Linked DNA regions of Homo sapiens: regions 1 and 2 are each linked to region 3. Evidence: read pairs that join two places in POLR2A ChIA-PET (ENCODE). Cell type or tissue: B cell. All regions are shown on one strand.

The links. ChIA-PET counts read pairs that join two places held together with the same protein. Peaks named below come from ENCODE experiments on the same cell type or tissue, not always from the same donor. Only the 100,000 strongest peaks of a DNase experiment are listed, where the experiment ranks them.
Region 1: POLR2A ChIA-PET joins it to region 3 with 6 read pairs; 2 of 35 experiments call an interaction of 5 or more read pairs at or near these places.
Region 2: POLR2A ChIA-PET joins it to region 3 with 6 read pairs; 3 of 35 experiments call an interaction of 5 or more read pairs at or near these places.

The regions. Positions count from the first base shown.
Region 1 is chr4:1,930,546-1,938,545 of GRCh38, forward strand. It overlaps NSD2 (nuclear receptor binding SET domain protein 2), which reads left to right. Exons shown (of 22, transcript NM_001042424.3): 6 at 81-225; 7 at 4,599-4,717; 8 at 7,906-7,987. Among named protein-coding and RNA genes, the nearest start is that of MIR943, 52 kb to the right of the region's middle. In B cell, no CTCF peak of the experiment used is centred here; no DNase peak of the experiment used is centred here.
Region 2 is chr4:2,506,952-2,514,951 of GRCh38, forward strand. It overlaps RNF4 (ring finger protein 4), which reads left to right. Exons shown (of 8, transcript NM_002938.5): 5 at 5,005-5,014; 6 at 5,487-5,646; 7 at 6,132-6,180; 8 at 6,719-8,000. The coding sequence ends at 6,868. Among named protein-coding and RNA genes, the nearest start is that of FAM193A, 26 kb to the right of the region's middle. In B cell, no CTCF peak of the experiment used is centred here; a DNase peak (open chromatin) is centred at 4,970; H3K27ac peaks cover 3,155 bases.
Region 3 is chr4:2,847,836-2,855,835 of GRCh38, forward strand. All of the region lies in intron 1 of ADD1 (adducin 1), which reads left to right. Among named protein-coding and RNA genes, the nearest start is that of ADD1, 8.0 kb to the left of the region's middle. RefSeq lists enhancers at 4,888-4,937, 5,068-5,127. In B cell, a CTCF peak has its summit at 4,230; DNase peaks (open chromatin) are centred at 3,871 and 4,726; H3K4me3 peaks cover 2,319 bases; H3K27ac peaks cover 7,677 bases.

The DNA of each region.
Region 1 (8,000 bases), 920 kb before region 3:
TGCATTTGATTTCATGCAAAACAAAACCCAATGAGTTTTACGGATTTAACTTCTCATTGCACCTTCTCCCGTTCCCACAGGTGGTAGCTGAGCACCCAGATGCTTCAGGTGAGGAGATTGAAGAGCTGCTCAGGTCACAGTGGAGTCTGCTGAGTGAGAAGCAGAGAGCACGCTACAACACCAAGTTTGCCCTGGTGGCCCCTGTCCAGGCTGAAGAAGACTCTGGTAAACATAGCATTATGCTGATGTCCTCTGCTTGGGTTGATGTGTGTAGTGTAGCAAGCTGAGCTCTGATCTTGGAACCGTAGGGAAGTGTGTCCACTCTCCCTGTTTCTGACCCGTGGGGTTTGGGCCAGCGGTCCAAGTGCGTGTGGTCACAGTAAAAACAGCTTCTGCCATCTGCGTTTACTGGCTTATGAGAGCTATTCAATGTAGTGCCTTCTGGCCTGTGGCTCCCTTGCTCTCCTACCCAAGTTGAGCAGCCACTGTGGTCACTGCTGCTGATGGGGCTGTGTGAAGAGAGGACACAAGAAGGAAGGGGAGGGAAGGTCGTCTCTTGGATTCCAGGCTTACATGATGTGGTAGGGTCAGCCTTCAGGCCTGTGACTTCCGAGGAGGCAGCACTTTTCTTGCTTCTGAGAGCAATCCTCCTGGTTTCGGCTGTAGTCTGCACCTTACAGGGGTCCGGAGTGTGGGCAGCTCCTGGCTTGTTTGCCTGAGAGCTCATAGGGCAAGAAGGGTGACTGGACTGACCTTGAATTCAGGTATCCTTTGGTCCTTCCTAGGCCTTCGGCTTAAAAAAACCAAAAGTGCTAGTTTGCTTTGGGCAGTGGCAAGAGGAGGGAGAGCTGACATTGTAAGATTTGAAGATGTGTAACAGTGGTTAGATTTGTGATAAATATGTGCTTGGATGTAAATTGTGGAAAACTGAGATTTGAATGTAAAAATAACTGACATATTAGGGTATCAATTTAAAATTAAAAAAAAAAGTACTGTATATCTGAAGAGTCATCATTGAGGAGCTTTGGAGAGTCCAAACATAAAGTGTTTCAAGACTCACCTAAAGGGAAGTCGGGGCCCAGAAGCGAAAGGGTCTGGCCACATGTGCCTGCTGTCACCTTTCTCTTTCTCAGATGTTTTCATCTTGATTTAGGTGTTTCTAGATCTCTTCATCAGCTATCTCATTAATCTTGAATTTGTTCAACTTCCTCAGTGTTCATTGCAAATACTATAATTTAGAATAGCAAGGATATTTAGGACTTGTATATTTTCTTTAAAAGAAAATATACCTCACTCTATCAGTACACTAAATTTAGAGACGTGTTCCTTTTAAATGACTGGCTTATTTAAAAATGAGCCAGCTCTTCCTGAAGCCAGATTCAGCTTACCCTCGAAGTGTAAGCATAAATTTGATTGTGTTATATTTTGCTGAGTGCTTAGTGGATAGAAGTGACAGTTGAGTTTCTGCCCACAGTGTGTGTCAGGTGTATGCAGGTTCTTGGGTGTCCTTTAATCCTGACTTTCAGGTGACCCTGGTGCTAACAACTAGGATGGCGCACCACATCATTGTCACGCGCCCATGACCTCAGTGTTAGAAATCTACACAGATGTCTGGGCACGGTGGCTCACACCTGTAATCCCAGCACTTTGGGAGGCCAAGGTGGGTGGATCACTTGAGGCCAGGAATTCAAGACCAGCCTGGCCAACATGGTGAAACCCCATCTCTACTAAAAATACAAAAAAATTAGCCAGGCCTGGTGGTGCATGCCTGTAATCCCAGCTACTCGGGAGGCTGAGGCACGAGAATCTCTTGAACCCGGGAGGCAGAGGTTGCAGTGAGGCAAGATCACGCCACTGCACTCCAGCCTTGGCGCCAGAGCAAGAGTCAATCTCCAAAAAAAAAAAAAAAAAAAAATTCCAGCCCGGCGCAGTGGCTCCCGCCTGTAATCCCAGCACTTTGGGAGGCCGAGGTGGGCAGATCACCTGAGGTCGGGAGTTTGAGACCAGCCTGACCAGCATGGAGAAACCCCATCTCTACTAAAAATACAAAATTAGCCAGGCGTGGTGGCACATGCCTGTAATCCCAGCTACTTGGGAGGCTGAGGCAGGAGAATCGCTTGAACCTGGGAGGCGGAGATTGCAGTGAGCCGAGATCGTGCCATTGGATTCCAGCCAATGGAATGGCCAACAGGAGCGAAACTCCATCTCAAAAAAAATGAAAATCCATACAGATGCCCCTGTTGCTTGTTTCTGTAAGAAGCGGCTGCTGCCTCATCCTGGATGAATGGAGAGGTGCTCAGGAGGTGCTGTGTCGAGGATGTGCTGTGTCAAGGACCTCGCCTGTGGGAAAGCGAGGCGCGGGGCTGGCTTTGTGCTCACGAACGGGTGTTCTGAAGGCAGACCTGCCTGAGGGGGGCCTCGAGAGTTTGGCTGGCTGTGCCATGTGGTGCCTATGCTTGGCAGTGCCTGAGCAGGTCCTGCTGCCGAGCATTCCACGGGCTTCTTCCCCAGACTGCCTTTGCACCAGCCTGCAGTGGTGTGGCCAGGAGTGGGCTTCACGAGGGCTGCTTGCCTGGCCCCCATCACACCAGGCTGGAACTGCAGCTGGTGAGGGCCCCCACGCTTTGGCTGCTGACTCTTCTTGCGCATTGGGCTCAGGCCTAGACCTGAGGTGAGGCTCTGTGAATGCATTGGCAGCAGGGCACGGACACTTACTTGTACCTCTGCCTGAGGCCTTGCTGGACCCTGTGGAGCTGAGCACTCTTTTGCTGGTGTCTCCTGTCCCAACAGTAGTGAGGCTTGAGGGTGACAGCGTCCTTCAGGGCAACAGTGTCCTTCTGCAAGATGTTTTTTTTCTTTGAGTTGGAGTCTTGCTCTGTCGCCCAGGCGGCTGGAGTGCAGTGGCGCGATCTCGGCTCACTGCAAGCTCCGCCTGGCGGGTTCATGCCATTCTCCTACCTCAGCCTCCCGAGTAGCTGGGACTACAGGCGCCCGCCACCATGACCAGCTAATTTTTTTTTTTGTATTTTTAGTAGAGACGGGGTTTCACTCTGTTAGCCAGGATGGTCTCGATCTCCTGACCTCGTGATCCACCCACCTCGGCCTCCCAGAGTGCTGGGATTACAGGTGTGAGCCACCGCGCCCGGCCCTGCAAGATGTTTTATGAAGAGTCCATTAATAAAAACCCTGAACCCCTCCGTAAAGCAGTCATGCAAATGATAATATTGGATTTATATTTAAAATAAACATTGGCATGTTGAAATTAATCATCTCTGTAGAATTTGCACTTACACCTTACCGTCTTAGGTTGATATTGTTTGGATGCCTTAGGTCTTGGATTAACTGCTATTCCTGGGAACACCTAACACATGGAACAGCTGAGCAAACATGGAGGAAGCCCTTAATTTGCATATATAAATGTTGTGTTACTACTTAACATGTTTAAGGAAATGTTTAAAAAGTAGCAAGTTGTTTTTTTTTTTAAGTTCAACTTAAATTCCACAAGTCTTTGAATGTTAGTAAGGAAAAGATTTTTTTTTTGTTTTTCGTTTTTTTTTTAGACAGAGTTTCGTTCTTGTTGCCCAGGCTGGAGTGCAATGGCACAATCTCGGCTCACTGCAACCTCCACCTCCTGGGTTCAAGCGATTCTTCTGCCTCAGCCTCCTGTGTAGCTGAGATTACAGACATGTGCCACCATGCCTGGCTAATTTTGTATTTTTAGTAGAGATGGGGTTCCTCCATGTTGGTCAGGCTGGTCTCAAACTCCCGACCTCAGGTGATCCGCCCACCTCAGCCTCCCAAAGTATTGGGATTACAGGCATGAGCCACCATGCCCGGCCTAGGAAAAGATTTTTTTAAAATACTGGGCTATCAGGAGGCAGAGGTTGCAGTGAGCTGAGATTGTGCCATTACACTCCAGCCTGAGCTACAAGAGCGAAACTCCATCTCAAAAATAAATAAATAGATAAAATACTGGGTTATATTTAAATTTAATGCTTTAATACATTAAATTATAATTATAAGGCCAGGCGCGGTGGCTCACGCCTGTAATCCCAGCACTTTGGGAGGCCGAGGCAGGCGGATCACGAGGACAGGAGTTCGAGACCAGCCTGACCAACATGGTGAAAACCCATCTTTACTAAAAATATAAAAATTAGCTGGGCGTGGTGGCACGTGCCTGTAATCCCAGCTACTCAGGAGGCTGAGGCAGGAGGATGGCTTGAACCCACGAGGCGGAGGTTGCAGTGAGCTGAGATTGTGCCACTGCCCTCCAGCCTGGGTGACAGAGCGAGACTCCATCTTAAAAAAAAAAAAAAAAAAAAAAAAAAAAAAAATATATATATATATATATATATATATATATAAAAAACAGATAAAACAGATGCTAATATAATCCCTAAGGTTAGATATAGTCACCAGTTTTTTTGTTGTAAAGAGATTTGATCTGTAAGACATAAGCCCTGGAAATCAGCAGGGTTACAGGAAACCCATCATGGGCTGGATCTGTATGTTGAATGCCCTGGGTAGGTTCTCACAGTGCTTCAAATGCAGCTTTTGGAGTGGTTTTCATGTACATTTTCCCCATTCCCCATTCCAAGGTAATGTAAATGGGAAAAAAAGAAACCACACAAAGAGGATACAGGACCCTACAGAAGATGCTGAAGCTGAGGACACACCCAGGAAAAGACTCAGGACGGACAAGCACAGTCTTCGGAAGGTAATTGTGTTCCAGGTTTGCTTGACCTGTCAGAGTGTATGCTCTGTGACTCTTGGTGCCACTGTTTCCCTGCATGGGAGCACACATGAGATGCAGGTGTCAGTGCACCCAGCTCCTTCCAGGCTGGTATTCAGCAGAAGGCTTGCATTTCTTACAGAACCCCATTGAGAAAGGCTGCTTGCAGGTTCTTACCCTCCAGGGGTGTTATCACAGAAACCGATGGTGTGTTGCTCTGCAAGAAAACAGACATCCAAATGCTTTGAGTAATACTTGTTTTTTAGATTGGACAAAATTGTCACTAAAAATAACCTCTTTGGCCGGGTGTGGTGGCTTACGTCTCTAATCCCAGCACTTTGGGAGGCCGAGGCAGGTGGATTGCTTGAGGTCAGGAGTTCGAGACCAGCCTGGCCAAGATGGTAATACCCCGTCTCTACTAAAAATACAAAAAATTAGCTGGGCATGGTGGCGTGCACCTGTAATCCCAGCTACTCAAGAGGCTGAGGCAGGAGAATTGCTTGAACCTGACAGGCAGAGGTTGCTGTGAGCTGAGATCATGCCACTGCACTCCAGCCTGGGCGACACAGCAAGATTCTGTCTCAAAAAAAAACAAACAAAAAAACCCCCAAACACCATAACCTCTCTATAGGGCTTATTATTCAGGATGTAAGTAATGAACTGGCATCAAAGTCCATTAGAGATATGTGTTACATGTCAATAAAAAGTCAACAGTTCATTAAAGGCAATGAACCTAGATTTTATTTAGTTTATTAGTAATTCATGTTATTGTTTACTGAATGGGAATACTAAACAGGCTGTGCAGGAAAAGTGCAGCATAGATACAAAGCCAGCCCCGGGTCCTTGTGCTCCTCGCTTACTGCCAGCATGTGTCCAGGGACAGAGTTTGCCTGGTACCTGCAGGGGAGTGAAACCAACCAAGGAAACACCGGGTTATTCTGTCTAGCGTATGGTGCCCATGCATGTAGAAGACGTGAGCCCTTTTCCTAGTGTATGAAGTGGTGCCATTCATTTCAACTGTCTCAGATGTCCGGTTAACTTTTTCATGAACTGAGACTTTAATTAGACTTTGTACTTTGTTTGAATTTCTATTTTATTCGATAATAGTTCTGGCCGGGTGTGGTAGCTCACACCTGTAATCCCAGCACTTTGGGAGGCTGAGGCAGGTGGATCACCTGAGGTCAGGAGATCAAGACCAGTCTGGCCAACATGGTGAAACCCCATCTCTACTAATAATACAAAAATTAGTCGGGTGTGGTGGTGCATGCCTGTAATCTCAGCTACTCGGGATGAGGCAGGAGAATCACTTGAACCTGGGAGGCGGAGGTTGCAGTGAGCTGAGATTGCGCCACTGCACTCCAGCCTGGGTGACAGAAGGAGACTCCATCTCAAAAAAAAAAAAAAAAAAAAAAGTTCTGACAGAGTAGTTGTATATTTGTGATTTTGAGTAAAGCTTCATCCTGTTTTTCACTGATCTGAGTTAAAATGCTCTTTTTATTTCAAAGAATGGAAAATACATCTCACATATTGCTAAGGTGTAAATATGTGGACACCATATCATTTACCTTATTTCTTTAAACTTGTATTTGTAGTTGAGAGGAGCAGGCAGGCCCTGCGCCATTTTTCTGGCCCACAGAACATTCTTCTGGGGCACCTGCCATAGGTGAGGTTGTTGAGTGATCAAGTGTTCAGCAGTAAGCTAGGTCAGATTCACCTGTAGTCACTAAGGTTTGTAGTTACCAGGAAGCCTGCACTTAACATTTGCTCTGGTCACCTAATTTTTTTTTTTTTTGAGAGGGAGTCTCACTTCGTCACCCAGGCTGGAGTGCAGTGGTGCAATCTTCACTCACTGCAACCTCCGCCTCCTCGATTCAAGTGATTCTCCTGCCTCAGACTCCCGAGTAGCTGGGATTACAGGTGCGTGCCACCATGTCCAGCTAATTTTTTTGTATTTTTAGTAGAGATGGGGTTTCACCATGTTGGCCAGGCTGGTCTCAAACTCCTGACCTCAAGTGATCCGCCCACCTCCACCTCCCAAAGTGCTGGGATTACAGGTGTGAGCCACTGCGGCTGGCCAGGTTACCTTCTATTAAAGCAGCCCTTTGCTGGCAATCATACTGAAACTGGTTGTTTTGAAATATTTGTGTAAATGTTATACCTAAAAAATACATGACCCTAGACACTCAGAATACCAAAATTCACATTAAGTGGCTAGTAATGTTTTATTAGCTCCTATCTCAGGAGATAGCACATGATAAAAAGAAGTAATGGTGTCTTGTCTCTTCAGATTTGGGTTTTATAAACCTGAGCCAAACCACATATGACACCCAATGTGCACTGAGCACTTCTGACATGCTAGGCACTGTCCCAAGTGCATTCTCCTGTCGCCTTGTCCATGATCCTCTGGATTCCACCTCACCGCATCCTGTCTCACTGGCTCTGGTTCCAGGCAGGTGGGTGAGATGGAGTATGAGTGCAGGAGTGGCAAGTCATTCCCTGGGCAGCGCTGCTCTAGTGCTATGGGGACAGGACAGTTTTCAGCCACACCTTTCAGAATCTCAGCCCTTGAGAAAAGCTTCATGATCCCTTCTCCCATTTCTTGCTTTTCTCAGTTGTGACATGTTTTACTGATGATCTTTGTTCATTAGGTGTATCTGGTGTTTGTCTAAAAATTGGAAATCCTCAGTATAGTGATACTAGTAATGTTGGTCCTGACTTAGCAGGGCTGAGTCTAACTTGATTGGGCACCTCTTGAATGGAAGGATCCATTTTTCTCATGTTCATCCTCTGCTTTGGGTTCAGTGGAGAGTCTAGGTGCATGTTCAATAAGACTCGTATCAGGTGTCTTAACCACATGACTGCAGCGGGTCTTGGCGTGGCCCCACCCACCTCGCCCTCCTGACAGATGCGAGAGCGGGAGGTGCGAAGAAAGAATCAGTCCAGATTGTGAAAAAAGTCTGAGATTGGGCAACCATGGATGACTTATGTGTGGAACACATTTCCAAAGGAAGAAGTTTCTGCCACGAAACTTTTCAGCAACCTGTGTTCATTCACATGAGGAGATTTTTTTTCCTTTCTTTTCCTTTTGTTGTTCTTTTTCTTTTTTTTTCCTTTTTTTCTTTTCTTTTTTTTTTCTTTCTTTTTTTTTTTTTTTTTTTTTTTTTAAATAATAGAGAGACACAATCACTGACAAAACGGCCAGAACAAGCTCTTACAAGGCCATGGAGGCAGCCTCCTCGCTCAAGAGCCAGGCAGGTAATGTGGTCAG
Region 2 (8,000 bases), 340 kb before region 3:
AACTCTCTTTAAGGAATCGAGATTCTTTAAGGGGAAGGTTATTGAAAATGTTACTTAGGCTGTTTTTCTTAAATTTCCAAAGATTGTCTCTTAGTAAGGTTGATTTTTCTGGAATCTTTTTTTGGTCTGTTTCTATAATGTATGAATAAGTCACACTATGTGTGTTTTATTCTGTATCCTGCCTGGTTTTCCATTTATGAGACTCTGTAGAAAGGATGCTTGATAAAGGCTTTTCTGGAAGGAAGGAAGGAAGAGGGAGGGAGGGAGGGAAGGAGGGAGGGACAGAACCCTGTAGATCTCTGGGTGTAAAGGACACAGGAGGCACACTGTTGGAATAAGTGAGCCAGCCCAATTCCATAGAAAGAAAGAAGAGCTCAGAAAAGCCCAAACATCATATCCAGGAATTAGCCAAGATGGGTTGGCTACTCAACTACAATGTGATTGTCCGCACCAGTCTTCCCGACTTTCCTGCCAGTGCCGCAAGTAACAGGCATCAGTAACTGCATGATGTGTGTAGCTGTTGGACATTGAGTAGCCTTTTGTGTGCACAGTGCTTGGAGATGGCTGTTTTTCCAGTGGAGCAATGTGCAGTGCTGTGAGCTGTAAAGTTGTCTAAAGCAAGTGTGTCTTGGTGCCCTTGGCTGGGTGAACATTCCTAGAAATGCCAGGGGCCAGCCTGAGTGCACGGGACCCAGTGATTCCTATACTTGCTTCTTTCATGCAGAGGTGTTCTGAGGCTCACCTGTGCTTTTAGAAGCACAAAGGGGCTTCGAGTGACCAATCAGATGTGCCTGCTGCAGGTCCACTCGTCTCTAAATGCTCTGACCTATGGACTGTTGTCCATAGTTGAGAAGAAGCTAGAGTAAAATAAAATGTATGAGTGAGTGAATCTTTTTCTTTTTTTTTTTCTTTTCTCTTTTTGAGACAGGGTGTTGCTCTGTTGCCCAGGCTGGAAGGCAGGGGCCCGAGCTCAGCTCACTGTAGCCTCAACCTCCCAGGTTGAAGAGATCCTCCTGCCTCAGCCCCAGGAGTACTGGGACTACAGGTACACACTGCCATGCCCAGCTTATTCTTTGTATTGACGGGATCTCGCCGTGTTGCCCAGGATGGTCTCGACCTCCTGAGCTCAAGTGATTCATCCCGCCTTGGCCTCCCAGGGTGCTGGGATTGCAGATATGGGACACCATGCCCAGCCGAGGAAGTGTGAATTTCTGATCTTGGGCTAGCTTACCACAGTACTAATTAAACTATTCAGTTCAGGGGATTAGTTAATTGTTGTTATTTCAGTTTTGGTTTTTCACTTATCTTAAAAGCCTCTCAAATAGATTAGAGGCCCCAGAGCTTGTGTTACACCTCTATCCATCTCTCAACTCATCTGGTAGGCATTTATGAAGCGCTGGTACTCTTCCCTCTGCACCTATCTTCTGTGCTGGGCAAGTACTGTGCCACCTGCAGGGCCATAGCTGTGATTTAGGTTCATTACAGAGTTCTTGAGATGTCTGCAGGGATTCTGGAATTTGATGTGACTCGGCCACTGGGTGGAGGGAACACCAGTAATCAATACTGTATTGTCCACCAGCTGAGAGGCCAGGCTGTGGTCGTTGGTTTTGTTTTTTTGTTTGTTTGGTTTTTGTTTTGTTTTGTTTTGTTTTTTGTTTTTGTTTTGTTTTGTTTTTGAGACGGAATTTCACTCTTGTTGCCCAGGCTGGAGTGCAGTGGTGCAATCTCGGCTCACCACAACCTCCACCTCCCAGGTTCAAGTGAGTCTCCTGCCTCAGCCTCCTGAGTAGCTGGGATTACAGACATGAGCCACCACATGCCCGGCTAATTTTGTGTTTTTAGTAGAGGCGGGGTTTCTCCATGTTGGTCAGGCTGGTCTCAAACTCCCGACCTCGGGTGATCTGCCCGCCTCTGCCTCCCAGAGTGCTGGGATTACAGGCATGATCCACTGCCCCAGGCCTTTTTTTTTTTTTTTTTTTTTTTTTAATTAAAGACAGTTTCACTATTGTCGCCTAGGCTGGAGTACAATGGATCTCAGCTCACTGCAGCCTCCACCTCCCGGGCTCAAGTGATTCTCCTGCCTCAGCATCCCAAGTAGCTGGGATTACAGGTGCCCACCACCACACCCGGCTAATTTTTGTAGTTTTAGTAGAGACAGGGTTTCACCATGTTGGCCAGGCTGGTCTCAAACTCCCGACCTCAGGTTTTCTGCCCGCCTCTGCCTCCCAAAATGCTGGGATTGCAGGCATGAGCCACCGGGCCTGTGCTTTTCTTTTTTTCTTTTTGAGACAGTTTCGCTATTGTTGTCTAGGCTGGAGTGCAATGGCGTGACCTCGGCTCACTGCCCCCTCCACCTCCTGGGTTCAAGTGATTCTCCTGCTTCAGCCTCCCAAGTAGTTGGGACTACAGCCACGCGCCACCACACCCAGCTAATTTTTGTAGTTTTAGTAGAGACAGGGTTTCACCATGTTGGTCAGGCTGGTCTCGAACTCCTGACCTCGAGTGATCCGCCCATCTCGGCCTCCCAAAGTGCTGAGATTCCAGGTGTGAGCCACCGCGCCCAGCCTGTGGTGTTGTTCTTATACTGAAGACTCATCTGGAAGCTGTTTTTCTCTCATTAAAAGCGGGGACAGTCAGAATTGTTACCAGTGAGGAAACACTCTGGCGACCCTGTTCTTATGCACCCCAGTAGTTGTGTGTGTATCACCTGCTGCTTGCCAGCAGCCCCTGGGCTCAGTGCTCAGGACAGGCCTCAGTTTGGTACCATCCACAGGCAAGCTGGGTATGACTCACAAGAGACCATAAAGACTCAGTACGCGCACTGTCATGGCTGGGGCACTGGGAGTGTCATACCCTTTCCAGGTGTCCACACCTAATTAGTGGGTCATCTTGGCAGAGGGTGGGGGCATGTTGGAGCTGTAGAAAGCTGGGGTCATTTCTAGCCACAGAAGAATTTGCTTTTGCTCCCAGCTAAACCCAAGGCTTTCCCCAAGGGCCAGCACTGTTACCAGAGCCTCCTTTTCTAGATTTCATGCGGACAGTACATTGTGCCGGCCCTGGTAAGTTTGGTCCTGATGGTGAGGTTGACTGATTGTCCCCAGATTTCCCTTTTCACCGTCTGCAGTCTCCTCTAAGAGGAAAGGGGAGCACGTTTCAGTGGCTCCACGTATGTGGATTATATTCTCATCCTCAAATCAAAGACCTTTATACTCAGTCCTGCATTCTTCCTGCATGGCCGTTTGTGTATGTCAGGATGCCATTTGGGAAACAAAATCCACTCTAATTATTCCTAAGCTTAGTGGATTTTAACATGGAAGGAGAAGCCTAAATCAGCAGTGTCTGGGCTGGGTCTCCAGGAATAACTCTTGACCTCGAAGCATTGACCCACCTAGGGAGCTGCTGTGTCTGCTCCATGAAGAAGGTCTGGAGGCGGCATCCACCCCCTGCACTCATATCTTTGGGTTCGTGTAGACAGTACTGCAGACCCTTTCTAGGGAGGAGAGGCCTGGGCTCAAGACATAGCAGCCTCTGCCAGAAGTGTTTCTTCAGGATGCAGCTGTGCCTGCCAGTGCCAACACCCTCAGCAGCTCAAATCGGCCTCCATCCCCTGCCCTGCCAGTAGCATGAGTGTGTCTGTTTGAGGGAACTCGGTTCACGTCTAGGATCCTGGCTGCACGGGAGTCAGAGTAGAGGATTAGAGCTTCTTGTCACTGTAGGGCAGGATGTCCTGCCCAGGGGACAGGCAGGGTGAGGTGAGCAGTAGGGCTTTGGTGGTGAGAACTTTCCTGAAACAGCCCCTCCTACGTGCTCAGCAAGAGGGAAAGGGCGTTCCACTGGCCCCCCTAGATGGGTAAGAGCACTTGGCCAGAAGGTGGGAGGAACCACGTTTGAAACTGTTGGAGCAGAAATTGTCTAGATGTAAGTTCTGAGCTGGCAGGTGAGAGGCTTGTCAGGTTCTTAGGCCCCCAGGACAGAGAATTGGATTGTGTTCAATCCTTGGTGTGTGTCACACGCATTGGTCATGCATAGCCTGCTTTTCTCTGTTAGTTACTTGTAACAACCTACTGAGCAATGCAAATCCTCCTCCACATGAAGGCTCCACCTTGGCAGTGGCCTACATTGGTCGCGTCAGCTTGAGAGAGCATCATGCCCCTAGTGCTGTCTAAATGTTCACTGCCTCACGTAACCCTCACAACAGCACAGTCAGATGTGGGCTCTGGTGACTCTGCTTCAGAAGAGAAAGCTGCAGCCCCCAGATAGTAAGTAAGGTCCCCAGGTCTTGCAGTCAGCACATGGTGTGGCTGTGGCAGCCCCCAGATAGTAAGGAAGGTCCCCAGGTCTTGCAGTCAGCACATGGTGTGGCTGTGGCAGCCCCCAGATAGTAAGGAAGGTCCCCAGGTCTTGCAGTCAGCACATGGTGTGGCTGTGGCAGCCCCCAGATAGTAAGGAAGGTCCCCAGGTCTTGCAGTCAGCACATGGTGTGGCTGTGGCAGCCCCCAGATAGTAAGGAAGGTCCCCAGGTCTTGCAGTCAGCACATGGTGTGGCTGTGGCAGCCCCCAGATAGTAAGGAAGGTCCCCAGGTCTTGCAGTCAGCACATGGTGTGGCTGTGGCAGCCCCCAGATAGTAAGGAAGGTCCCCAGGTCTTGCAGTCAGCACATGGTGTGGCTGTGGCAGCCCCCAGATAGTAAGGAAGGTCCCCAGGTCTTGCAGTCAGCACATGGTGTGGCTGTGGCTGTGTTCACGCTCCAGGAGACTCCACTAAACACCCAGCAGGGAGAGACACAGCACATCAGCTGGGAGGTGGAGTGACTTGGGAAGTGGGCTTGACTGACTGGGAGAGGTGCACAGATCCTCTGTGGGTGGGAGGAGGGTGGGGCCTCTGCTGCTCACCAGAGGGTTCCACAGAGGGTGTCACACGTCAGAAAAAAGAAATGGCTTCGTTTATCACTTATATCAAACTGATTGCTTCTTTCTCTTTTGTTTTTCTCCTTCTGTTTACAAGATTGTTGACGGTGAGTGGTTTCGTTTCCTTTTTCACTGGGTTTGGAGAGGAAACTGGCATAGGTGAGAGCCGCGGTGCTGCAGGTCTTGCCAGACCATCCCCAAGGGCTTGGAGCGCTCCAAGCAGGAAGATGCCTTCGCAGATGCTGTGGTCAGACCCACACAGCCAGTCCCCCTTGTGCCTGCTGAAGAAACTTCACCACTATCATTGAGCACTGAGCTATAGTCCTTTCTTGTGGCCTACCAGATTTTGGAGAAGGCTGGTAGCTCACAGCAGGGGTTGGGGGGTTTCTCCTGGGAAGATAAGATAGTGGCCTCCAGAGCTGGGCAGAACCTTCTGGGTTATAGCTGAGCATGGCAGCAGTTTGTCTCTGGGGGTCCCAGGCAGGGAAGGAAGAGGGTCTTAAGAGGCGTCAGGATGGGAGTGGTGAGGATGGTAAGAGTAGAGAGCCTCCAACCTGAAAATGTGACCTCTTACCTTAGAAAGAAGAAGACCAAGGAGGAATGCTAGGAGGCTGCCCCAGGACCATGCTGACAGCTGTGTGGTGAGCAGTGACGATGAGGAGTTGTCCAGGGACAGAGACGTATATGTGACTACCCATACTCCCAGAAACGCCAGGGATGAGGGCGCTACAGGCCTCAGGTACCAACGTGCCCCCAGCTCTGCTGCCGCCATGCTAGGATGTGGGGCCAGGGCATGGGAATACTTTTCAGCAAATCTGTGAGCCCTTGGCCCTGGAAGGGCTTGCCCAAGCCTCTACCCAGCATCTGGATACAGTTGGAACTGGGTCCAGAACTGAGTCCAGCTATTCCCACTGTAACCAGAGGATGCCAAGCGCTGACACAGTGTGTGCAGACAGTCCCAGTGGCCCCAGACAGGGATCCTGGGGCTGGTAGGGGCCTGGGGGAGGGCAGGGTGACTCAGGTTGTGTGCACCTTCTCATGTTCACCCTCCCACATGCCCTTGGGGCAGTTGGCTTTCCTGAAAGTCTCTCGGATGCCCGCGCTAAGGCAGAGTCAGGAGGCCAGGGACGGGACTCTTGTAGGGGATAGGGGCCACTCACGTGACAGGGTATAATAAAATGTTTGCGTTGACTGAGAAACTAACGTGAAGCACTGTGCTCTTAGGCCCTCAGGTACTGTCAGTTGTCCCATCTGCATGGACGGATACTCAGAGGTAAGTAAACCAAGCTGTATCTTCCAGGCTTCTGGTTTCTAAACTTCACTGAAAGAATTGGATGAGACAGGATCTTCCCCCTCGGTGGGATTGGACACCCCTACTCACAGTCATGCCTGGGCCGTCACTTATTGCAGATCTGCCTGTGAGGGGAGAATGTGCCAGTTTCTCCTTGGACCCTACAACTTTCACCTTCAGCCCCTATACTCCTGTATGCCCTGAGCTTCCGGGTGCAAATGCGTCCTCCTTTTTTGTGCCCCATCCTGGCTCTAACTGAAAGCTGCTAGTGTTTACTGGGGTCCCTCATAACCCTCTTGGGCTGTCACACTGTTGAGATGCCATGGCCCCTGCCTCCTGCTCTCCAGCTGAGAGAGACCACAGCAGACACAGTTAGCTCTCCAGACCCCTCCCTGTTGTAGCCTGGCCCTTGCTTTCCTTTAATTAGTCATCTTAGGCATAGGTGGGTGGGATTCTCTGGCCCCATGGCTGCTCTGGGACAAGGGCAAACTCGGAGGCTCTTCTTTTTAATGCCTTCTAGATCGTGCAGAATGGACGTCTCATCGTTTCCACAGAATGCGGCCATGTCTTCTGTAGCCAGTGCCTCCGTGATTCCCTGAAGAATGCTAATACTTGCCCAACTTGTAGGAAAAAGATCAACCACAAACGGTACCACCCCATTTATATATGAAGTATTCAGAGCCCCCCAGGAGAGACGGATGGACAGACAGACAGCCAGGTTCTCCAGTGGTATCTGCCTCCATTTTCCTGAGATCAAAAAGACTGTTTCGAAACCAACATCTGATATGTAAACTGCTCTTTTGTTTCCAACCCCTTCCTTTTGTTATCTCCAGTTTGATGCTATGGCGCTGGACCCAGGGCCCTCCCAGGCCATCTCTGTTCCTCTGGGGTGGTCCAGTTCTAGAGTGGGAGAAAGGGAGTCAGGCGCATTGGGAATCGTGGTTCCAGTCTGGTTGCAGAATCTGCACATTTGCCAAGAAATTTTCCCTGTTTGGAAAGTTTGCCCCAGCTTTCCCGGGCACACCACCTTTTGTCCCAAGTGTCTGCCGGTCGACCAATCTGCCTGCCACACATTGACCAAGCCAGACCCGGTTCACCCAGCTCGAGGATCCCAGGTTGAAGAGTGGCCCCTTGAGGCCCTGGAAAGACCAATCACTGGACTTCTTCCCTTGAGAGTCAGAGGTCACCCGTGATTCTGCCTGCACCTTATCATTGATCTGCAGTGATTTCTGCAAATCAAGAGAAACTCTGCAGGGCACTCCCCTGTTTCCTAAGAACGAAAAAGTGCAATAAAGGCCATTCGTTACCTACTTTTCAGCAGCCCACAAGATGTAGCACTATTAGTGTCCCCCTCAGAGGCTTAATGTTGCCTGTGGAGCAGTGCCCATCCCAGCCCGTTTCTGCCCACCAGTTGTTCTCAGGAACCTTACCCATGCTCCAGCGTCCTTCACCTGGCACAGGACATGCAAGATAAATAGGGCAGGCACGTGTTTGGGTGTCCTCTCTTTTCTGATAAAATCCATCCCGTGTTTGCCACACGCCCTCCAGTCCTCAGTTCCCACTGCCTAACGTCTGCCCCCGTGTAGATACTGAGAGGTGGTGGCAGTAATTGTGGCCTTATCAGCCGCTCAGTTCCAGGCTTTTGCCCAGGTCACTGTTGCCCCATGTTCGGAGAACCTGGCCCACCTGTCTTGGCTTTCTCATCCTTCCCAACCCAGTGCCGTTTATTTCAGAAGCTTCCTGGCCACTGGGCTTGGATGCTTCGGGCTTCTGACTGCTCCATAGGTTTTGACTGGTGAAAC
Region 3 (8,000 bases):
TTCTTTTGAGTTTCTGATAAGCCTTTCCTAAGGAGGCAACCAGATATGCATCTATCTCAGTGAGCAAAGGGATGACTTTGAATAGAGTGGGAGGCAAGGCTGGGCATGGTGGCTCACGTCTGTAATCCCAGCACTTTGGGAGGCCGAGGCAGGTGGATCACCTGAGATCAGGAGTTCGAGGCCAGCCTGGCCAGCATGATGAAACCCTGTCTCTACTAAAAATACAAAAATTAGTCAGGCTTGGTGGTGGATGCCTGTAATCCCAGGTACTCAAGAGGCTGAGGCGGGAGAATCACTTGAACCCAGGAGGCGGAGGTTACAGTGAGTTGAGATCGTGCCATTGCATTCCAGCCTGGGACAGAGTGAGACTCCGTCTCAAAAAAAAAAAAAAATAGGAATCTTAACATAGCATAATATTAAACTTTAATAGAGTTGTTTAATTGTTAATGCTTATTCTGGCCTTTCTACATTGAGGAACCTTGAGTTTAAAGGAATGAGGGGAAGCACATTTAATACAGTTTGCCTTTTGAGCTTAATTTTTCTAGAAGTACCTTTTTAAACAGTTGTTATAACTAATGTGTAACACTGTTTTTGATAACTGTCAGCTTAAACATGTTGAGCATATATTTATTTAATTAATTTATTTTTTTTGAGACAGACTCTTGCTCTGTCACCTAGGCGGGAATATAGTGATGTGATCATAGTTTGCCGCAGCCTTGAACTCCTGGGCTTAAGCCATTCTCCCACCTCTGACTCTGAAGTAGCTAAGACTGCAGGTTCATGCCAACAGGCTTGGCTAATTTTTTTTTTTTTTTGAGATAAGGTTTCAAAAGCCTGAGCTGTGTTGCTCAGGCTGGTCTTGAATTCCTGGTCTCAAGTGATCCTCCTGTCTCAGCCTCTGAATATGCTAGGATAACAGGCATGAGTCACTGCACCTGACCTGTTTCCAGGTTTTTACTGTTATAAGCAGTGCTCCAATTAATATTACATCTCCATATTGGGCACTTATGAGGTACATCTATAAATACATTCTCAGAAATGAAATTGCTATGTCAAAGAATAATTGCACTTTTCATTTGCATAGACATTTCCAAATTACCCTCCTGGCCCCAATTAATATTCTTACATTTCCATCTTTGGGCACCTATGAAGTATATCTATAGATACATTCTCAGAAGTGAGATTGCCATGTCAAAGAGTAATTACACTTTTACTTTCCGTAGATGTTTCCAGATTATCCTCCTAAGAAGTTACGTTGGTTTATACTCCTACCAACTGTGTATTTTCTCCACATAATTAAGTATGGACACTAAAGTAACAATAGTCCCTATCTTACATGGTTATTGTGAGGATTAAATGAAGTAAATGCCAAAAGGTACCTACTAAGCTGTCAGCAAATGACTTATATTATTAATATAATTATTGTTTTTTTCTGAACTTTATTACCAGAAATATTATAAACCTAGACAGTGCTTCATGAGGTTGGGAAAGAGGGTTCATACAATTGATCTGAGCAATATATGCCTCCAAAATACTGTTATCTGTATTAGAACAGACGAGCTCTGCATCTAGGCCTTGGGCCCAGGGAGTCTGGCATCTGGGGCTGACGTTAGGGGACAGAGTCCACAGGTATATCTCAAATTTGCTGGAAAGGGCATGCCTCAGGAATGGGGCGCAGTAGATGTAACTACATGTGTGCCTCTGCAGCCTGGAATGGCAGCTGTGGCTGTTTGCATGGGGAGGAGAAAGTCATCATTTGGGAGGGACCTTTAGAATATCCCATCCCAAACACTTCTCTCCTTCTCTTACTCTGAAGGGCTTAATTTAAATTTGCTTTGTGGATTAACGTATTGAGAATGATTTAGGGAGTTCCTTACCTAAAAAATGTTTTCCCTCATCTGCACACTGTCGCTTGAAATTTATTTCACAGGAGAGGGAGCCGTAACCATAGGCAGTGTGGTATTATGAAAGGAGTACTGGCTCTTCACTATGGGTTTACTGTGGTTTGCTGAGGGTAGTTGAGTGGGTGAGAAAGTCACTTAGCTGCCCCAAGCCTCACTTTTCTCCATCGGAAAATTAAGTAGCCATGTAATACATGAAAGAGAGAATGTTGTGAAAACACTTTGAGAATGCAAAGGCCAAGTGAAAACATATGTCCGTACAAAAGCTTGTGTGTGAATGTTCAGAGCAGCATTATGTTTAACAGACAAAAAGTGAAACACCCCAGATGTCCATCAGCTAATGAGTGGATCAACAAAATGTGGTCTGTTCATACGATGGAATAGTAGTTGGCAATAGAAAGGATTGAAGCACTCATACCTGGTACAACATGGATGAACTCTGAAAACATGCTAAGTGGAAGAAGCCAGACACAAGAGACCATGTGCTTCATGATTTTACTTATGTGAAATGTCTTCAATAGGCAAATCTTTTTGTTTTTTGTTTTTTGTGAGACTGAATCTCACTCTCTTGCCCAGGCTGGAGTGCAGTGGTGCGATCTTGGCTCACTGCAACCTCCACCTCCCAAGTTCAAGCGATTCTCCTGCCTCAGCCTCCTGAGTAGCTGGGAACAGGTGTGTGCCACCATGCCCGGCTGATTTTTTTTTCTGAGACGGTGTCTTGCTCTGTCGCCCAGGCTGGAGTGCAGTGGCACGATCTTGGCTCACTGCAAGCTCTGCCTCCCGGGTTCACGCCATTCTCCTGCCTCAGCCTCCTGAGTAGCTGGGACTACAGGCGCCTGCCACCATGCCCGGCTAATTTTTTGTATTTTTAGTAGAGATGGGGTTTCACCGTGTTAGCCAGGATGGTCTCAATCTCCTGACCTCATGATCCGCCCGCCTCGGCCTCCCAAAGTGCTGGGATTACAGGCGTGAGCCACCGCGCCTGGCCACGCCCGGCTAATTTTTATATTTGTAGTAGAGATGGGGTTTCACCACGTTGCCCAGGCTGGTCTTGAACTCCTGACCTCAAGTGACCCACCCGCCTCGGCCTCCCAAAGTGCTGGGATTACAGGTGTGAGCCACTGTACCTGACCCCCAGTAGGCAAATCTATACAGGCAGAAGGTAGATTTGGGGTTGACTGGGGCTCCAGCTGGGGAGAATGGAGTGGGAATGAGGAATGACTGCTAATGTGTATGGGGTTTCTTTTTGGGTGTTGAAAATGTTATAACGTTAGATTGTGATGATTAGTTACACAACTCTGAATACACTAAAACTCTGTATACTTCATTTAGAGACAGTCTTGCTCTATTGTTCAGGTTGGGGAACAGTGGTATAATCATAGCTGACTGTAACCTGGAACTCCTGGGCTCAAGTAATCCTCCCCACCTCAGCCTCCGGAATAGCTAGGACTACTGGTGCATACCACCACAGCTGGCTAATTTTTAAAAATGTTGCCACTCAAGATGTGTGGCCCTGGATCAAAATGGTGAAATTCTCTGAACTAATTTTTCTCATCTGCAGAAATAGGAGTAATAATAATAACAGTCATATCTAACTGGAGGTGTGAGGCTGTGGTAAGCAAACTTACAATGCTTACAGTATGTGAGGATTCTGTCAGTGTGCTTTCTTTCCTTCTTTTCCAGAACATAGAGGATGGAGGAGCAGGCCTTAAGAGGGAAAGACACAGAAGATGCAATAGAGAGCCTTGTAGCTCTTTTTTGTCTGTCTCTCCCTCTCTCTCAAAATAAAGCCTATGTAGAGGTATTTTTTTGTCTGATACAGCTGCATGTGTTTGCAGTTTAGTAGGAACTTTGTGGTTAAACCATGCTTTCTAAGATTTTCTTAAAAGGCCAACCTTGTTGCCAGATGATACCATTAATCAAGTTATTCAAGTTATTGTCACATAGGGCTTCAGGCAGGAAGGAAGGTTAGGAATGGTCTTTAGTCTCATAGAATGAACTCCCTTTTGGTCTGAGTGTCTCCTTCAGTAGGAAGGGATGTGATGTTAATTGACCAGTCTTTAGGGGGGAAATAGATGACCCCCACCATCCGGATACTCAGTTTTTATTCTTTTTTTTTTTTGAGATGGAGTTTCGCTCTTGTTGCCCAGGCTGGAGCGCAATGGCTCGATCTCGGCTCACCGCAACCTCCGCCTCCCAGGTTCAAGCAATTCTACTTCAGCCTCCCGAGTAGCTGAGATTACAGGCATGCATCACTACGCCCGGCTAATTTTTGTATTTTTAGTAGAGACGGGGTTTCCCCATGTTGAGGCTGGTCTCGAACTCCTGACCTCAGGTGATCTGCCCGCCTCAGCCTCCCAAAGTGCTGGGATTACAGGCATGAGCCACAGCACCCGGCCTCTTTTCTTTCTTTCTTTCTTTCTTTCTTTCTTTCTTTCTTTCTTTCTTTCTTTCTTTCTTTCCTTTCTTTCCTTTCCTTTCTTTCCTTTCTTTCCTTTCTTTCTTTCTTTCTCTTTCTTTCTTTCCTTCCTTCCTTCCTTCCTTCTTTTCTTTTCTTTTCTTTTCTTTTCTTTTTTTTCTTTTCTTTTCTTTCTTTTTTTTTTTTTTTGAAAGAGAGTCTCGCTCTTTCGCCCAGGCTGGAGTACAGTGGTGCGATCTTGGCTCACTGCAACCTCCGCCTCCCGGGTTCAAGCGATTCTTGTGCCCCAGCGTACTGAGTAGCTGGGATTACAGGTGCACAGCACCACACCCGGCTGATTTTTGTGTGTTTTTGTAGAGATGGGGTTTCGCAGATACTCCATTTCAGTTTTTTTCTGAGCAACGTCTCCAGGGACTGAAGCACACATACTTTGACAACAGAATCACCAGCAATGTCACTGACCTAGGGTGTCTGCAGCATTCAGTGTCTTCTATTTTCTGTACTAGGTGTTTTCTGTACTGTTTGTAAAGCAGGAAATATCTTTTTTTTTTTTTTTTTTTGGAGACAGAGTCTTGCTCTGTCACCCAGGCTGAAGTGCAGCGGTGCGATCTTGGCTCTCACTGCAGCCTTGACCTCGTGGGCCCGAGCAGTCCTCCCACCCAGCTTCCTGAGCAGCTGGGCCTGCAGACCCACCCCACCACACCCAGCTAACTAAAAAAATTTTTTTTTTAGTAGAGCCAAGGCCTTGCTATGTTGCCCAGGCAGGCCTGAAGGTGCTTTTAAACTCAGATAAGCAGGACATTTGTAGCTGTGGAAATAGCTGTAATCTAACCATCAGAGTTGTTTTAAGGATACAAATTACATATAGTGTTTAAAGCATAATGAATGTACAGGTTGCTAGATTGGGTTTTACTCTGTTCTTTCTGTAACTTTTTAGAAGTTGGTCACTTACTTTTTTTTTTTTTTTTTTTGAGACAGGTTCTCACTGTGTTGCCCAGGCTGGAGTGCAGTGGCACGATCTTGGCTCCCTGCAACCTCTGTCTCCCAGGTTCAAGCAATTCTCCCACCTCAGCCTCCCCAGTACCTGGGATTATAGGCGCCCACCACACCCAGCTAATTTTTATAATTTTAGTAGAGATAAGGGTTTCACCATGTTGGCCAGGCTGGTCTCAAACATCTGACCTCAGGTGATCTGCCCACCTCAGCCTCCCAAAGTGCTGGGATTACAGGTGTGAGCCACCGGCGTCTTTTTCTAGTATAAGTGTTTAAGGCTATATAGCTCTCTAGAAGCATCTCTTTAGTGAAGCCAATAGTTTCCAACTGTAATATTTTTGTTAGTAATGTATATTTAAATTTTCATTATGATTTCTTTTTTGGCCCATAAATTATTTTAAAATGTACCTTTAAATTTCTAAATATATGGTTTGAAGAAACTCTTCTGTTATTATGTTGTTTTTTTTTCTTTCAGACTGAGTTTTGCTCTCGTCACCCAGGCTGGAGTGCAATGGTGCAATCACGGCTCACCGCAACCTTCGCCTCCCAGGTTCAAGCGATTCTCCTCCCTCAGTCTCCCAAGTAGCTGGGATTACAGGTGCCCGCCACCACGCCTGGCTGGTTTTTGTATTTTTAATAGAGACAGGGTTTCACCACATTGGCCAGGGTGGTCTTGAACTCCTGACCTCAGGTGATCCACCTGCCTCGGCCTCCAAAAGTGCTGGGATTAAAGGCGTGAGCGACCGCGTCTGGCCGTTATTATGTTTTAATTGCATTGCACCCGGAGAAATGGCTTGTGTGCTGCTGATTCCCTGGAATTTGTTGTGATTTTCTTTATTGCCAGATATGACATGAATGTTTATAAACATTCCTTGTATTCTAAAGAATATGGGCTGGGTGCAGTGGCTCATGCCTGTAATCCCAGCACTTTAGGAGGCTGAGGTGGGCGGATCACCTGAGATCAGGAGTTTGAGACCAGCTTGGCCGACATGGTGAAACCCCATCTGTACTAAAAATACAACAAAATTAGCCCAGTGTGGTGGCACACGCCTGTAATACCAGCTACTCAGGAGGCTGAGGCAGGAGCATTGCTTGAACCTAGGAGGCGTAGGCTGCAGTGAGCCAAGATCATGCCACTGCATTCCAGTCTGGGCGACAGAATGAGACTCCATCTTAAGAAAGCAAGCAAGCAAGCAAGAAAGAAAGAATATGTATTTAATTTGTGTGAGAAAGGGAGGTGCAAGGTTCTGTATATCTCTAATGATCTAACTTTTTGCTTGCATTGCTCATATTTCCTATTTACTGTTACTGACTTGAGCAATGTGGTAGATTATTATGGTAATCTCATTATGGTAGATTTGTCAGTTTCTCTGTGAGTTCTAGCAATTTTTGGTTCATATATGTTGACAGTATTTTATTAGGTGTGAATAACCTTATACTTTTCATCTTCCTGTTGAGCTGTACTTAGGTTTATGGCCTTTTCCATTCCGAATAAATGCTTTTATTTTCTTGGTCTTCATTGTCTGATATTAATATAATTACTCCAGCTTTGTTTTGTTTGGTGTTTGCCTGGTATTTGTATTTTTGTCCATTTATTTTCAGACTGTCTGTGTTCTGTTTCATGGGTATATTAGTTTTTTGTGGCTCCTGTAACAAGTTACCACATACGTGGTGCTTTAAAACAGCAGAAATTATTCTCTCATAGTTCTGGAGGCCAGAAGTTTGAAAACAATATCACTGGACCAAAATCAAGGTGTCACTAGGGCTGTGCATTCTTCCTCTGGAGGTCGTATGGGAGAATCTGTTCCTCGCCTCTTCCAGCTTCTCATGGCTGCCACATTCCTTGGCTGTGGCTGCATCACTCCAATCTTTGTGACCCAGGTCAGATTGGTTTCTTGTCTTCTGTGTGGTTAAATCTCCCCCACCTCGATTTTATAAGGATACTGGTGATTACATTCAGGGCCCACCCAGGTAATCCAGGATAATTTCACAATCCCAAAATACTTAATTATATCTGTAGTCTTTGCCATATAAAGTAATATTTACAGGTTCCAGGCATTATTCAGACCTGTTAACTTGGGGACCGTTACTCAGCTTACTAAAAGAGTGTCTCTTATAAGTTACCTGTAATTTCTGTCTTTTAACTGGCATAATTTAGTACATTTATGTTATGATTCAGATAAATTTGTACTTTCTTTATCATCTTAGGTTTTGTATTCTGTTTGTCTTTTCTCCCCATGCTTGCCTTTTTAAACAACTGGGAGTTGTTTGTTTTTCTTTATATTCTTCCATCTTTTGGTTTGGAAATGACATACTCTTAATATTCTTTTAGTGATTACCCTTGAAATTTTGCTATGCATATTTAACGAAGTCTAAAACTAATATTCTGTCGCCCTCCTAGATACAGCAAAGGCATGAAAGTTCTTTAATTCCAATTATTCAACTCTCAAGTTACATGCTGCTGTTGTTCAGTGTTTTAGTCCAGACTTTTTTTTTTTCTTTTTAAAGAGACACAGTCTTGCTCTGACACTCAGACTGGAGTGCACAAGTTTTTTTCTTTTCTTTTTTTTGAGACAGGTTCTCACTCTGTTGCCCAGGCTGGAGTGCAGTGGCGCGATCACAGCTCACTGCAGCCTTGACCTCCTGAGCTTTAGTGATCCTCCCACTTCAGCCCCCAAGTAGCTGGG